4 separate regions of the Homo sapiens genome follow, and all the other regions are linked to region 4. The links are chromatin contacts, found by Hi-C or POLR2A ChIA-PET in ENCODE. All regions are on one chromosome and are shown on one strand. Each heading gives the region's core, a stretch centred on a gene start or an enhancer-like site at or near the end of the contact. The rest is flanking DNA. Distances are from core to core; before and after follow the strand shown. Region 1 overlaps CLTC (clathrin heavy chain). Region 2 overlaps VMP1 (vacuole membrane protein 1). Region 3 overlaps TRIM37 (tripartite motif containing 37). Region 4 holds the start of YPEL2 (yippee like 2).

Region 1 (3,203 bases), core at 605-3,104, 340 kb before region 4:
AGGCAGTACCATCCTAGTACCCAGAGGATTGTTTTTCATTTCTTTACTAGAGGATTTTTTTTAAAGCTCAAAAATGTGATAATTAAATAATAGCTAATTTCATTTTGCTTTCCATATATATATAACTCAAATATTAAAATCCAAAGCTAAAGAAGTTACAATTTAAGCATAGAAGCTGAGGGCTCAATAAAAACAAAAAGAAATCATTTAAGAATCTGGTAGTATTAACACAGGAACAGAAAACCAAATACTGCATGTTCTCACTAGCAAGTGGGAGATAAATGATGAGAACACATGGACACAGAGAGGAACAACAGACACTGGGGCCTACTGAAGGGTGGAGGATGGGAGGAGGGAGAGGATCAGAAAAAATAACTAATGGGTTGTAGGCTTAATACCTGGATGACGAAACAATCTGTACAACAAACCCCCATGACACAGTTTACCTATATAACAAACCTGCCCACGCACCCCTGAACTTAAAAGCTTAAAAAGAAAAACAAAAAAAAAAACCCAACACCCCCTGCCCCCAAAAGAATCTAGTAGTAGTTTTTTTTGTTGTTGTTTTTTTTAAAGGAAATAGTAATGATACTCAAAGAAGGAAGTGAATCAGTAGTATGGGTACACTAGTCAAGCACAGAGTATCAAATCTTTCTCATTTGGAGGGGTTTTTTGACACCAGAAAGTTTTGGTCCAAACATAGCACAGCTAGGTTACCCAGAATATTCATGATGGCCAAGACATTTTAAAGCTATACTTTTTTGAAAAGTGTATCTTTTAATCTAAAATGTAGAGCAGTTTCAACATTTTGACTACTTCATTACACTAAAACCCCTAAGGGTTTTGCTATTTAATCTAGAGCCCAGGTAGTAAATTCTTCAAAAGAACAATCTGCCAATGCAACCACACACACAAATGATGATAATCTGGGAGTAGGAAAAGCCTACTTTCTATACTGTGTTCTACAAAAACATTTTGGTTTTACTTGTAATGTAAAATTCTTCCAAGACAAAAAATACTTCAGAACTTTCTATAAAGTCTCAGGAATCATTATATATATATATAGTGTACACACACACACATAATAGGCAGTGAGAGAGCAGTAATCTAAGTGTTCTGTAGTTTTCCTAGCCTTTTATAGATAGCTATCAATTTTAAAGCTTTATTTCCATCACAAAGTAACTGGCAGTTACAAGAATAAAGCTAAAGCTAAGTTAAACATTAAACAAAATTAACTGCCCTTAGGGATGTTCTAGAGTTCAGAATCTCTCAACCATTACTCCTCCCTGCAACACAGGTGGTCCTTACTCCTCTCTAACTGATTTAATGTGTCACAAAGCTGAGCGTTTTGTTTGATCTTACCTTTATGAATTATATATGAATAACAATATTTTAGTTTCTAGAGTTGAGCAAACTTGATGAAAGAGGTAAACCTATACATTCCTTAGACAACAGATCCCTTTGCCTACAATAGAGGCTCCTCAAAATGGTATGAAGAGCAAGCTGATGTTAATATTCAAAAGCCTAAATGATTCTAAAATGACATTGAAAGTATACAACCACTTTTCTAAATTTTTCCATCCAAAATTAAAATAAAGGAAATTCCTTTGAAATAGTGCTATTTTTTTTTTCTTCTTTTAAACAGATGGTCATTCTTACTCACCAATTTCCTTCCGTATTTCAAAGGAAACCACAGAATATTATGTTTGGAAGAAATAATCCAGCACACAACTTAAGAATGCTAACAACTTCACATTTAGGGAAAAAATATTTTTGAACTATGACCAAACCCTTGTAGAACTGCTAACCTGGAATCCAACCAGAAAACACATTACTCAAAACCACTTACCTTAAGAAAATTCTTGACTCGCTCAGGATCGTAGCAGTTGCTTTCTCTACAGATTCTTTCTACTTCTTTGATTTGCCCAGTCTTGCAAGCTGCCTGAATATATTTAAAGTGCACATCTGGGTCCTGGCTAAAGTTAACAATGGATCCCAGAAAATAAAAGAGACCTTAAAGAAACAAGTAATTACAATTAAGCATAGGCACACTTTTGAGAATGACTGAAAAACATTTATGTAATTAAAAAACTGTTATATTGAATACTCCCAAATATAAGTTGGTTGCTTAAAAAGCGCGATAAAAATACTAACTATTCCATTAATCAGATCAGTAAAATGGATTGCACTTTAATCCTGAAGAATAGACAATTCAACCCAATGTTTCCTTTTTTTCTTTTTTATTGAGGCAGGTCTCTGTCACCCAGGCTGGAGTGCAGTGGCACGATCATAGCTCACTGCAGCCTCAAACTCCTGGGCTCAAGCAATCCTCCCACCTCAACCTCCTAAGTAGCTAGAACTACAGATGCATGCCACCATGCCAGGCTAATTTTTAAGAAAATTTTTGTAGAGATGGTGTCTTGCTATGCTAGCCAGGCTGGTCTTGAATTTGTGGCCCCAAGCACTTGGCCTCCCAAAGCACTGGGATTATTAAAGGCATACACCATTGTGCCCCTATATGGGAAATTTTAAATGAAGACCCCAATACCTGGTGTTTTTCAATATGCAATTTATAGGAAACATACAAAATAATTTGGGAAGAATTTAGTGCAGTATTGTCCAGAAGAACTTTCTGCAATGATGAAAATCTTATCTTTGCCTTCCAATATAATAGCCACTAAACACATGTGGCTATTAAGCACTTGAAATGTGGCTAGAGTGACTGAATAACTAAATATTAAATTTTATTTCACTTTAATAACTTTCAATGTAAATAGCTACTATATGTGGCTAGTGACTGTACTAAACAGTGTAAATTTAGTGCACAGTTAACATTTTGAAACTGGGAAAATTAAGAAAAAATTAAGAAAACTACTAGACTCTCTTACCCCTTCTCAATAGAGTACTACTAGTACAGAGAGGAGAGAAAGGCAGTTGGGGACCAGAAGTTAGACACCCAACAGTGATTACGTTAGTACCCTGTATAGCAGTGGTTCTCAACTGAGGTGATTTTCCTCACAGGTGACACTGGCAATGTCTGAAGACATTTTTGGTTGTCACAACTGGTGGAGCTGACGCTACTGGAATCTAGTGGGTAGAAACCAGGAATGCTGCTGAATATTCTACTAAATATTCTACATGTACAGGAACACCCCTCTACAATGATTATCCAGCCCTAAATGTCTATAGTACTAAGGTTAAGA
Region 2 (3,303 bases), core at 674-3,173, 450 kb before region 4:
AGCCACCATGCCCAGCCACAAAACTATTTTCTTTTTTCTTCTTTTTTTTTTGGAGACTGAGTCTCTCTCCATCACCCAGGCTGGAGTGCAGTGGTGGGATCTCGGCTCACTAAAATGTACGCCTCCCGGGTTCAAGCGATTCTCCTGCCTCAGCCTCCTGAGTAGCTGGGACTACCGGAGCTCTCCAACATGCCTGAGTAATTTTTGTATTTTTAGTAGAGACGGTGTTTCACCATCTTGGCCAGGCTGGTCTAGAGCTCCTGACTTTGTGATCCGTCCCCCTCAGCCTCCCAAAGTGCTGGGATTACAGGCCTGAGCCAACGCGCCAAGCCCAAAACTATTTTCTACTCCAATGTGCAAAGCAACCTAACAAGAAAAACCTTAAATATTTATTCTTTTTTTCCCTGCTAATGACTGGACTGCATTAACCTCGTATTTTCATTTGAAAATCATCTTGTTTCAATGATAATTGCTTTGTCATCAAAACAAATAATTTTTTTAAATTTAGTTTGATGACTGACAGCATGGCTAAAACATAAACAATTTCAAACTTCATTATTGTATATTTTTTCCTGTGAGGAATAACTAGCTTCCACATTTTTTAGAATGTTTTTCTTATTTTGTTACAAAAGTGTAAGCCGAATAAAAGAAATTTTTAGGAGGTCGAGTTTAAAAGTTTTCACTAAATTAATTAATTAACTAATTAATTAATTATTTTTGAGACAAAGTTCACTCTGTCACCCAGGCTGGAGTGTAGTGGCACGATCTCGGCTCACTGCATCCTCTGCCTCCCTGGTTCAAGCAATTCTCTTGCCTCAGCCTCCTGAGTAGCAGGATTACAGGCACCTGCCACCATGCCCCACTAATTTTTGTATTTTTAGTAGAGATGGGGTTTCACCATGTTGGCCAAGCTGGTCTCAAACTCCTGACCTCAGGTGATCCACCCGCCTCAGCCTCCCAAAATGCTGGGATTACAGTCGTGAGCCATTGTGCCCAGCCTAAATTTATTTTTTAGATAAGTAAGTCTAGCTAAAGGTGACAAGGCTAAATACAGAAATGCGCATGTAAAAAGAAATGCACTTGGGAATGTATGTTGAGAAGACAAGTTTCCCACTGGCCATTCATTTAACAGCTTGCATCACATTGCAACTATCTTTCCTTGTTGATAATATGGGAATGAGTTAAAGAAATAGAAGAAATTAAAAGGGAGAAAGATTAAAGTCTGCGAGTGAGGTGGCAAAAGAGTTCAAAATAAAGTAAATGCTTCTAGAGAAAGCAAGTAAAAGGGGGCACGAAGAATTCCACTATAAATCATGCTAAGTGTGCTTAGACATCACAACTCCAGAATTACTCTAAGTGCTACCTTTTCTTGATGAACAAAGTGCAAGTAAGTGACCTTTGGTACCGACACCTAACTGTGCGAATAGTCAAAATATCCTGTAACAGAATCCATCAAGACCACTTAAAATTGCTTAATTTTGATGGTACTTTGTGATAAAATCATGAGCCAACTGTGAAAGACTATCTACCAGGCCCGCCTTTTCAAAAACTAAACATTATTGGGTGTGGTTGGTTGATTATGAAAAGAGAAACTACACTAATTCTTGGTAGTTTTGACAACGCCTTTAATGATAAAGAAGTGTGTTTAACATGTGTCTCTCATGTTCACTATGGTAAAGTTGATCAGTTTAACTCTTTGCAAACAAGCAAGAGATCCTGCAAGCAGGAAGCTTTTCTGTGGAACTCCTGACGCAACACAAACCATAACAGTTACTGCAAAGCTTAATGCAAACCCTCTAGAGTCCACGCTGACAAATTCTTTAACAAGCCCTGTGGTTACAGGGAAGCTGGTTTCACTGTGACTCACTCCTGCTCAAACAGTTTACTGGAAATGAAGGGGAGGGGGAATTTTCAGAGAAGTCATGTGATGGCCAGACAAACCACAACCAGTAAAGGTTCATCAGAGTCAAAAACAGGTCCCAGCAACAACTGACACCCAGAGTCTTCAAATGGTACTAAAGTGTATGAAAATGTGTCCTGTTTAGTTTCAGATCATCTACACCATAAACTCTTTCATGAATCTGTGTATGTAAAGGAAAAACTTCACAGCAGGAAAAACCAGCAGGCATTGACATGGTGTAGGCAACTGCAACCGCACACACTTCATAGGAAAATGTGCTTAAAAGAGAATAGCATTAGTGGAATGCCAAAGCACTTTCGTGAGTATTTAAATAATCTTATCAATTCCTTTCCCATAGTCTTTAAACTCAAATGATCAAACACATATTCTATCATTATCAAAAGAATCCTTCACTTTGACCCTATAGTTTGAAAAGGGATGTTCGCTAGATAAATGTCTATTTTGTTTTACTGCATTAAAAAAAAGGCATTGGCCATAAGAATGAGAACTACCATTACAACTAATAAACTGTTTTTTGGTTTTATATTTTCACTAGTAAAATAATGTAAATAACTCAAAACTTCTGAATAGGACAAAGATCCTATTAAGCTAAAAAATAAGATTTTTTTCAGCCTTAAATTTAATAGAAATTAGTAAGGTAAAAGATACTAGTATTAAAACTTAATTTGGGGATTTAGCTTCAACATACAGAGTAGGTAGCAATTATTGATTATTAATTACATTAATTACTATAGTCCTAAATAGAACCTAAAAATGTTCCCTTAAAAAAAGATTAAATTCAGAAACTATAAAATAGCCTTTGAGGAAATATTCAACCTAAAATGGTCGGCAGACTCATGAACGATACTCAACAGAAAGACAAGCTAATTGATATGAAAATAGAGGAAAAAAACTGATATTCTTTTTTATCTTTTTTTTTTTTTTTTTTGAGATGGAATCTCACTCTGTCACCTAGGCTGGAGTGCAGTGGTGTGATCTCAGCTCACTGCAACCTCTGCCTCTCGGGTTCAAGCGATTCTCGTTCCTCAGCCTCCCAAGTAGCTGGGATTACACATGCCTGCCATCATGCCCAGCTAATTTTTGTATTTTTAGTACAAAAAATTTTGTATTTTTACAAGGTTTCACCATGTTGGTCAGGCTGGTCTTTAGCCCCTGACCTCAAATGATCCACCTGCCTTGGCCTCCCAAAGTGCTGGGATTACAGGCATGAGTCATCATGCCAGGCCCCGATATTCTTTGAAAAGGTGAAGTTTTAAGACTTTTACATTTCTGATTTAATTTTAAATTTCCTATTCTGATAGCAATAATAAGAAGTAGGAAATTTCACATAGTCAGCAACCTAACACTGTGAGAAAGAATCCAAGTAGCAGGTCATTAAAACA
Region 3 (3,065 bases), core at 489-2,988, 330 kb after region 4:
CCGAAATTAGGCACATAAATCTTACTTTGAATTTTGAGGTAAGACTTTTTTCCCCCTCTTCAGAGCCCAGTAGAAACAGACAAAATTCCTTGCTGTTTTCCTATGCCAGTAGGCAGACATTTTTCTAGTCTGTTCTTTCAATAGGAATTTTAGCATTGGCCAGGCATGGTGGCTCATGCCTGTAATGCCACCACTTTAGGAGGCCAAAGCGGGTGAATCACTTCAGCTCAGGAGTTGAAGACCAGTCTGGGCAACATGGCGAAATCCCATGTCTACTAACAAATTACAAAAATTAGCCAGGTGTGATGGCACAGGCCTGTTGGGAGGCTGAGGTGGGAGGATCATCTGAGCCCTGGGAGGTCAAGGCTGTGGTAAGCCATGATTGCACCACTGTACTCCAGCCTGGGTAACAGAGTGAGACCCTGTCTCAAGAAAACAAACAAAAATTTTAACATTATGCAGGGGGTGGAGTTTTAGTCTCACTTTTAATTCCCTTTCTGTGGGGGGTTCATTTTTCTATCCCAAGGCAGTGTTTAAAAATCCTCACAGGAAGCTCTCCAGGGCAACTGTGGTCCCTGACCCACTAATGAAAGTTCCTTATCTTTCTTTGTTTCTGACACTGTGGATTTCCTTTCTGCCTTTTAATGTGCTTGTTCATTAAAATAATGTTTTACATTTATATTTTATCTTGCTATTTGTAAGGATTTGTAGCAGAAAGATTTTCAGGTTTTCTTGATTGCTATCTTGCTGAAACAAATACTTTTTATAGAATTATTCTTTTAAAAATCAACTGATGTGGCCAGGCACAGTGACCTGTAATCCCAGCACTGTAAGAGGCTAAAGTGGGAGGATCTCTTCTCAAGCCCAGGATTTCAAGACCAGCCTGGGCAACATATTATAGCAAGACCCTGTCCCTCCAAAAAATTTTTAAATTAGCAGGGCATGGTGTCATGTACCTGTGGACCTATCTACTTGGGAGGCTAAGGCGGAAGTATCCCTTGAGCTTAGGAGTTTGAGGCTGCAGTGAGCTATGATCAGGCCACTGCAGCCCAGCCTAGGGTGACAGAGCGAGACCCTGTCTCTCAAAAAATAAAAATAAATACAAATCAACCGACATACACAAAAAAATTAGATGCCCAATTAGAATACAAACTATTATTAGAATTGCCAGAATTTCTAATATTCATACACCATGTGGATTTGTATAACACATTTATATTTATGTTTTAGGCTAGGGAATATAATTATGTCTATAATGAATCAGGATTAAAAGAGTTCCTGTTATCTCTTGTGACTGAAAAAAAAACAGTGTTTGATTTGGAAAAAAGTATTATCAGTATAATAAAATTAATGCTGGTTTCAAATAATAACTTTCAGGTACTATGGAAAGGGCAATTTTAAACTTTGAGAACAGAAATAAAACCACTCTAAATAGCTAAAGAGAATCGAGGTTTGTGCGGTTACTTTTGTCTTTGTTTTGTTAGTGTTTAGTTTGTTGAATTCTTGGCATTCCATGTAAAATTCAATAGGAATCTCAGTTTAGCAGATACGGAGATTTCTGTTTCCTTTTACTTACAGTGGTTTCTTTTCAGAAACATGTTCTCCTTCCTTCCTGCCAGGAATGAGTAGCGACAGTGACATTGAATGTGACACTGAGAATGAGGAGCAGGAAGAGCATACCAGTGTGGGCGGGTTTCACGACTCCTTCATGGTCATGACACAGCCCCCGGATGAAGGTGCAGCACATGATGTCATTTTACACAGATTACTAAAACCACCGCTGCCGCTTCTCTTTCTTCTTCTTCTGCTGCTGCTACTTCTACTTTTTCCGCTCTACTGCTTTTGCTTCTTCTGCTTCTACTTCTTTTTTTTTTTTTTTAATTATTGTCATTTGTGAGACAACATTCTTTGGTTAACTATTATGGTGAGTACTAAAAAAACACAGCCAGTAATATTTGGCTTGGTTGCACCTAATGAGTGCTACTTACTGGGCAGAGACGGGGTCCACAACCTGCTTTTGTATAGTCTGTGACCTGAGAATGGTTTTTACTTTGTAAAGAGTCTTTAAAAACCAAGCAAAAGAAACAAAGAAGAATTTTCTTTGTGGGTTTTTTTTTTCTTTTTTTTTTTTTTTGCCCCGAGATGGAGTCTTGTTCTGTCACCCAGGATGGAGTGCTGTGGCGTGATCTTGGCTCACTGCAACCTCCGCCTCCTGGGTTCAAGCGATTCTCCTGCCTCAGCCTCCTGAGTAGCTGGGATTACAGGTATACACCACCACGCCTGGCTAATGTTTTTGTATTTTTAGTAGAGATGGAGTTTCACCATGTTGGCCAGGCTGGTCTCGAACTCTTGACCTCGTGATCCACCTGCCTTGGCCTCCCAAAGTCCTGGTATTACAGGCGTGAGCCACCGTGCCCAGCCCAAAGAAGAATTTTCAAGAGAGTCCATTTGTGGCCTACAATGCCTAAATATTTACCCTTCATAGGAAATGATTGCCAATCCCTGGGGAGATTTCAGATGTTTGGGTTTTTTTTCCTTTTCTAGCCTACTGTAAGATAACTTTAACCTTTTAAAATAAAAATAACTTAGAAATACATGCAGATTATGAAATAATTTTTATTCCCTCCTACCCCCAAAAAAGTTATTAGGAAAAAAACAAGAGAAACCTACTATTAATATTTTCCCTTGTTTTCTTCTGTCTTATTTGCATTGCATTTCTTCTTCTTTTTTTTTTAGACAGAGTCTTGCTCTGTCTCCCAAGCTGAAGTGCAGTGGCACAATCTCAGCTCACTGCAACTTCTGCCTCCTGGGTTCAAGCAATTCTCCCACCTCAGCCTCCTGAATAGCTGGGACTACAGGCATGTGCCACCACATCCAGCTAGTTTTTGTAATTTTTAGTAGAGACAGGGTTTCACCATGTTGGCCAGCCTGGTCTCGAACTCCTGACCTCAGGTGATCTGCCCACCTTGGCCTCCCAAAGTACTGGGGTTACAGGTGTGAGCTACCATGCCAGCCCTACCTAAATATTTTATAAATAGTTTTTTATTCTGCTTTTTTCACTTAAA
Region 4 (3,225 bases), core at 721-3,220:
AGTAGAAAAAAAAACCTTTAAAACAGAGCACACTGCAGGGAGTAAGGGTAATTATTGTTCTCTGAAACTTATTTCAGTTACAGACCTGTATGCAGTGCAGGTCCCACTCAAAGTCTGAAAACCATGCTCCTAGAGGGAAGAAGGAAAACAGTTTTCTCGCGCATGGTGTTTATTTTCCATTTTCCACCCCTAACTCTAAGCTTCTTGATTTTGGTTCAAGCACAGAAATATCAAGACAGATCCAAGAAATGCTGTCATTGAATGCTAACCTGCGGCGGCAAAGCCCAACTGAGGAAGCGGATGAGGCTCCCACTGCACTCCTGCCTGAGATCCTATCATGGAGCTGGGGACAGGGGATGGTGCCAAGGGGGAAGTCTGCACAGCTCTCCCCAGGCTGGGCCTGTTTCTGGGGAAAAGAACTTGCAGCCACTCAAAACACAGTTTAGAAGAATGAAAATGTTCCTCACCGGAGGCAAGACTCAGCCATTCATAGGCCCTGTGGCCCCCAGAGGCAGGAAAGCACGGGGGAGCAATAACCATGTGAAATCAAGTCCCACCCCAGAGCCAGTGAGGCGGTTTACTGAACTTCTTGCATCTTTAATGCTCTGTGAGGCACAGGGAAGCTGACCGCTACCCTTCTTGCCCAATGCTTTGGAACAAGGAAGAACAAGGAAGGAAGGGCAGGGAGGAAAAGACAGCTGTCTCGTTAGCCTTCAGATTCACCAAAGGCAAGGACTCACTCAAGAGCCTCCCAAGTTGCAAGGACAGCAAATCAGCAAGGAGGCCAGAAAGCAAAAACCCCAGCAAAGCTTCGGAGCAGTTCTCTGGGGCCTTTCACAGCGGCGGGACTGGGGGGCGGGCGAGGGTGCAGCTCCGCTCCAAGCGGAGGAAAACAAGACACTCGCTCACCTGGCTTTTTAAACTCTCGCAGCTAAGACTGAAGGCAGAGGTAGCAATCTTCCGGACAAGAAGTCCAGAAGAACAGGTGTCCCCCACCCCCGCACGCCCCCAAGACCGGAGAAAAGCCCACCACTCCGGGAAAGACACCAGAGGAGGTCGGCGGCCAAGCAGGGTGAACTGGAAGTGGCGAAAGGTCGGGGCCGCCCCTAAGCGCCAGCTCCGGGGAGGCGCTCGCGGCAGAGGCTCCCGCGTTCCGTCGGGCAGGACCTCGCGCCCACCCCCTTGGCAAGGACACCGGGGAGGCGCCGAGACGCGGCCAGGGAGGAACTCGGCTGCGGTTACCTCGACCCGGGTCGGGGCAGACGACGCGCTCCGAGAAATTTCGAGGGCGCCCAGTCCCACAGTGGAAGGCCCCCAGGGCGGCGCCCCTGGACCTAAGTGTCCCCAGGACTCTCCGAGGGAAACGCGGCGTCACGAGAGGACGGAGGGCGTCCCCAGCCCCACCCGGACCCCATGGAGTCCGAACCCATGGGGACGACGCGGAGGAGGAAGCGGCGATTCCAGCTCCGCACCCCCGCCCCAAACCTGGCCCCGCAGACTCGCCCAGCCCCTGGCGCGCGTCTCCCGCCCCGGCCGGGGGTCCCGCGCCCTTGGGCTCCCTCCGCGAGCGGCCGCGGGCCCGGCAGTGTTTGTAAACAAACCGGTCACGTGGCCCGGCGGCCGCTCCCCGTCCCCGGCGCCCACGGGGACCCCACGCGGAACCGAGGGCGCCGCACCCCCAACCCCGCGCAGGCCCGGCCGGGGGAGTCCGGAGGCCGGGGCCGGGGACCCAGAGCCCGAGCTGACAGCGCGCCCCACGCCCACGCGCGCCCGGCCCGCGCCGCACTCCGGTGCACTTACCCGGCGACAGGCGGCCCTGTCCGGCCAGCGTGGGGCTTGGCTCCGCTGGGGTGCGCAGCGGCGAAGCGCGGCCCGGCTGGGGCTCGGGCTCCCGGCACGCTCTTAAAGCCACAGTCTCCGCCACCGCCGCGGCCGCCACTCCGCATCCCTCCGGGTCCGGGCCGGGGGCTACCCCGTGATGGACGCGCCCCCGCACCTATCCCCTCGGCTCAGCACATAGCAACACGCCGCGGGTTGGCCGGGCGCAGCCGCAGCCCATCCGCGCAGAGCCAATCATCAGAGGACGGAACTCCGCCCCCCGCTTCCCCGACCGCCCACTCCCCCACCCCTCGGCCCGGCCCAGCCTGGGCTAGGGGAGAGCGGCTGGTTAGGGTCCCGCCCGTCCCGGCAACTTGCCGGAGGGCAGGGACCCAGAGTGCCAAAGCTGGGTGGGCTCTCAGCGCCTAGGAGGAGGCCGTTTATTTGAGTTTGGGGTTTGTCCCCAGGGCAGGGCTGGGATTCCCAGAACCTGGGTTGTATTTTGGGGCGGGGGGATTTGCAGTGCATCTCCCTGGAGGCTCAAGATAGTCATTCCTTTCTTACGTTTTAAACCTCGCCCTAAGCCATAGCCTAAGTTACCAGAAGTGGCCCTCAGGCCCCGGGTAATTGAATTTAAAATGATAGGGGGGAGGGGGGAGGGATAGCATTAGGAGATACACCTAATGCTAAATGACGAGTTAATGGGTGCAGCACACCAACATGGCACATGTATACATATGTAACAAACCTGCACATTGTGCACATGTACCCTAAAACTTAAAGTATAATAATAATAAAATTAAAAGAAAATGATAGTGCTAGTTGCACCCAGCCCACCCATGCCTTGCTCAGAAGCCAGGCATTTCCCCTCTTCTCTCTGCCCTGCTAGTAATTTCGGCGAATTAAAAGTACGAAAGGGGCTTAGTGGAATTGAAGACCGCCCCATTGCTGCTAATTTTCCATGACTTTCAGAGGCAGATGACGGTAATTAGAGTGGGATGGTCCGAGTGACCAGAGGGGAGGAGTCCACGTTCTGGGTCACCGGGGTGGTGCTTTTCAAGGAAGAGCAGGTTAAAAAATAACCTCGTGGCAGTCAGGAAACCAGGGAGGCACCAGGTGGGTGGAGTGGGGCAGTTTCCCAGCAGGAAAACAGGACAGTTTGATAAAGAATGTTGGCACGGACAAGGTGAACAAAGCAGGTCCTGCCTTTCGCTCAAGACACTGGGGTTCCGCAGTTCCTCTGGGAACTCTTCCTCCAAGGAAACTAGTGTTTTACTGTGCAGCCATCAGGATGTGAGGTGCTGCAGGAGGTGCAGCTGACTCTCCGCCTTCCACACACTGGTTTGCACGTACACCCAGAATGCTGGCTCACCTGCATCTCCACCCAGCTGTTTTTAAAATATGCTT

What was found. A loop is a pair of places that touch in the nucleus more often than their neighbours do. ChIA-PET counts read pairs that join two places held with the same protein, here RNA polymerase II (POLR2A). Pooled maps may share reads with other maps.
Region 1: a loop to region 4 is called in a map of endothelial cell of umbilical vein, with 2.8 times the contacts of the local background. The contact joins the enhancer-like site here to the promoter of YPEL2 in region 4. A Hi-C loop is called at or near these places in 1 of 168 maps with a recorded cell type or tissue (endothelial cell of umbilical vein) and 1 of 50 pooled maps. POLR2A ChIA-PET finds 5 or more read pairs at or near these places in 1 of 52 experiments (activated CD4-positive, alpha-beta T cell).
Region 2: a pooled map shows a loop between it and region 4 (4-fold over the local background). The contact joins the enhancer-like site here to the promoter of YPEL2 in region 4. A Hi-C loop is called at or near these places in 2 of 50 pooled maps. POLR2A ChIA-PET finds 5 or more read pairs at or near these places in 3 of 52 experiments (A549, OCI-LY7 and activated CD4-positive, alpha-beta T cell).
Region 3: a pooled map shows a loop between it and region 4 (3-fold over the local background). The contact joins the enhancer-like site here to the promoter of YPEL2 in region 4. A Hi-C loop is called at or near these places in 1 of 50 pooled maps. POLR2A ChIA-PET finds 5 or more read pairs at or near these places in 2 of 52 experiments (GM12878 and activated CD8-positive, alpha-beta memory T cell).

What each region holds. Positions count from the first base shown.
Region 1 is chr17:59,667,587-59,670,789 of GRCh38, reverse strand. CLTC (clathrin heavy chain) reads right to left here. Exons shown (of 32, transcript NM_004859.4): 14 at 1,850-2,013. Among named protein-coding and RNA genes, the nearest start is that of PTRH2, 38 kb to the left of the region's middle. Within about 2 kb of position 1,854, at least 6 of the 41 ENCODE cell types and tissues checked have a DNase peak (open chromatin) inside an H3K27ac peak, as active enhancers do; they include endothelial cell of umbilical vein, where a contact is called at or near this core.
Region 2 is chr17:59,785,236-59,788,538 of GRCh38, reverse strand. The region is part of intron 7 of VMP1 (vacuole membrane protein 1); the gene reads right to left. Among named protein-coding and RNA genes, the nearest start is that of MIR21, 54 kb to the left of the region's middle. RefSeq lists an enhancer at 1,619-2,098. Within about 2 kb of position 1,923, at least 30 of the 41 ENCODE cell types and tissues checked have a DNase peak (open chromatin) inside an H3K27ac peak, as active enhancers do; they include OCI-LY7, where a contact is called at or near this core.
Region 3 is chr17:59,000,269-59,003,333 of GRCh38, reverse strand. TRIM37 (tripartite motif containing 37) reads left to right here. Exons shown (of 24, transcript NM_015294.6): 23 at 1,620-1,736. Among named protein-coding and RNA genes, the nearest start is that of TRIM37, 110 kb to the left of the region's middle. RefSeq lists enhancers at 1,598-1,647, 1,698-1,937, 882-2,081. Within about 2 kb of position 1,738, at least 22 of the 41 ENCODE cell types and tissues checked have a DNase peak (open chromatin) inside an H3K27ac peak, as active enhancers do; they include GM12878, where a contact is called at or near this core.
Region 4 is chr17:59,330,400-59,333,624 of GRCh38, reverse strand. YPEL2 (yippee like 2) reads right to left here and starts at 1,970. Exons shown (of 5, transcript NM_001005404.4): 1 at 1,801-1,970. RefSeq lists an enhancer at 913-1,474 and a silencer at 1,685-2,204.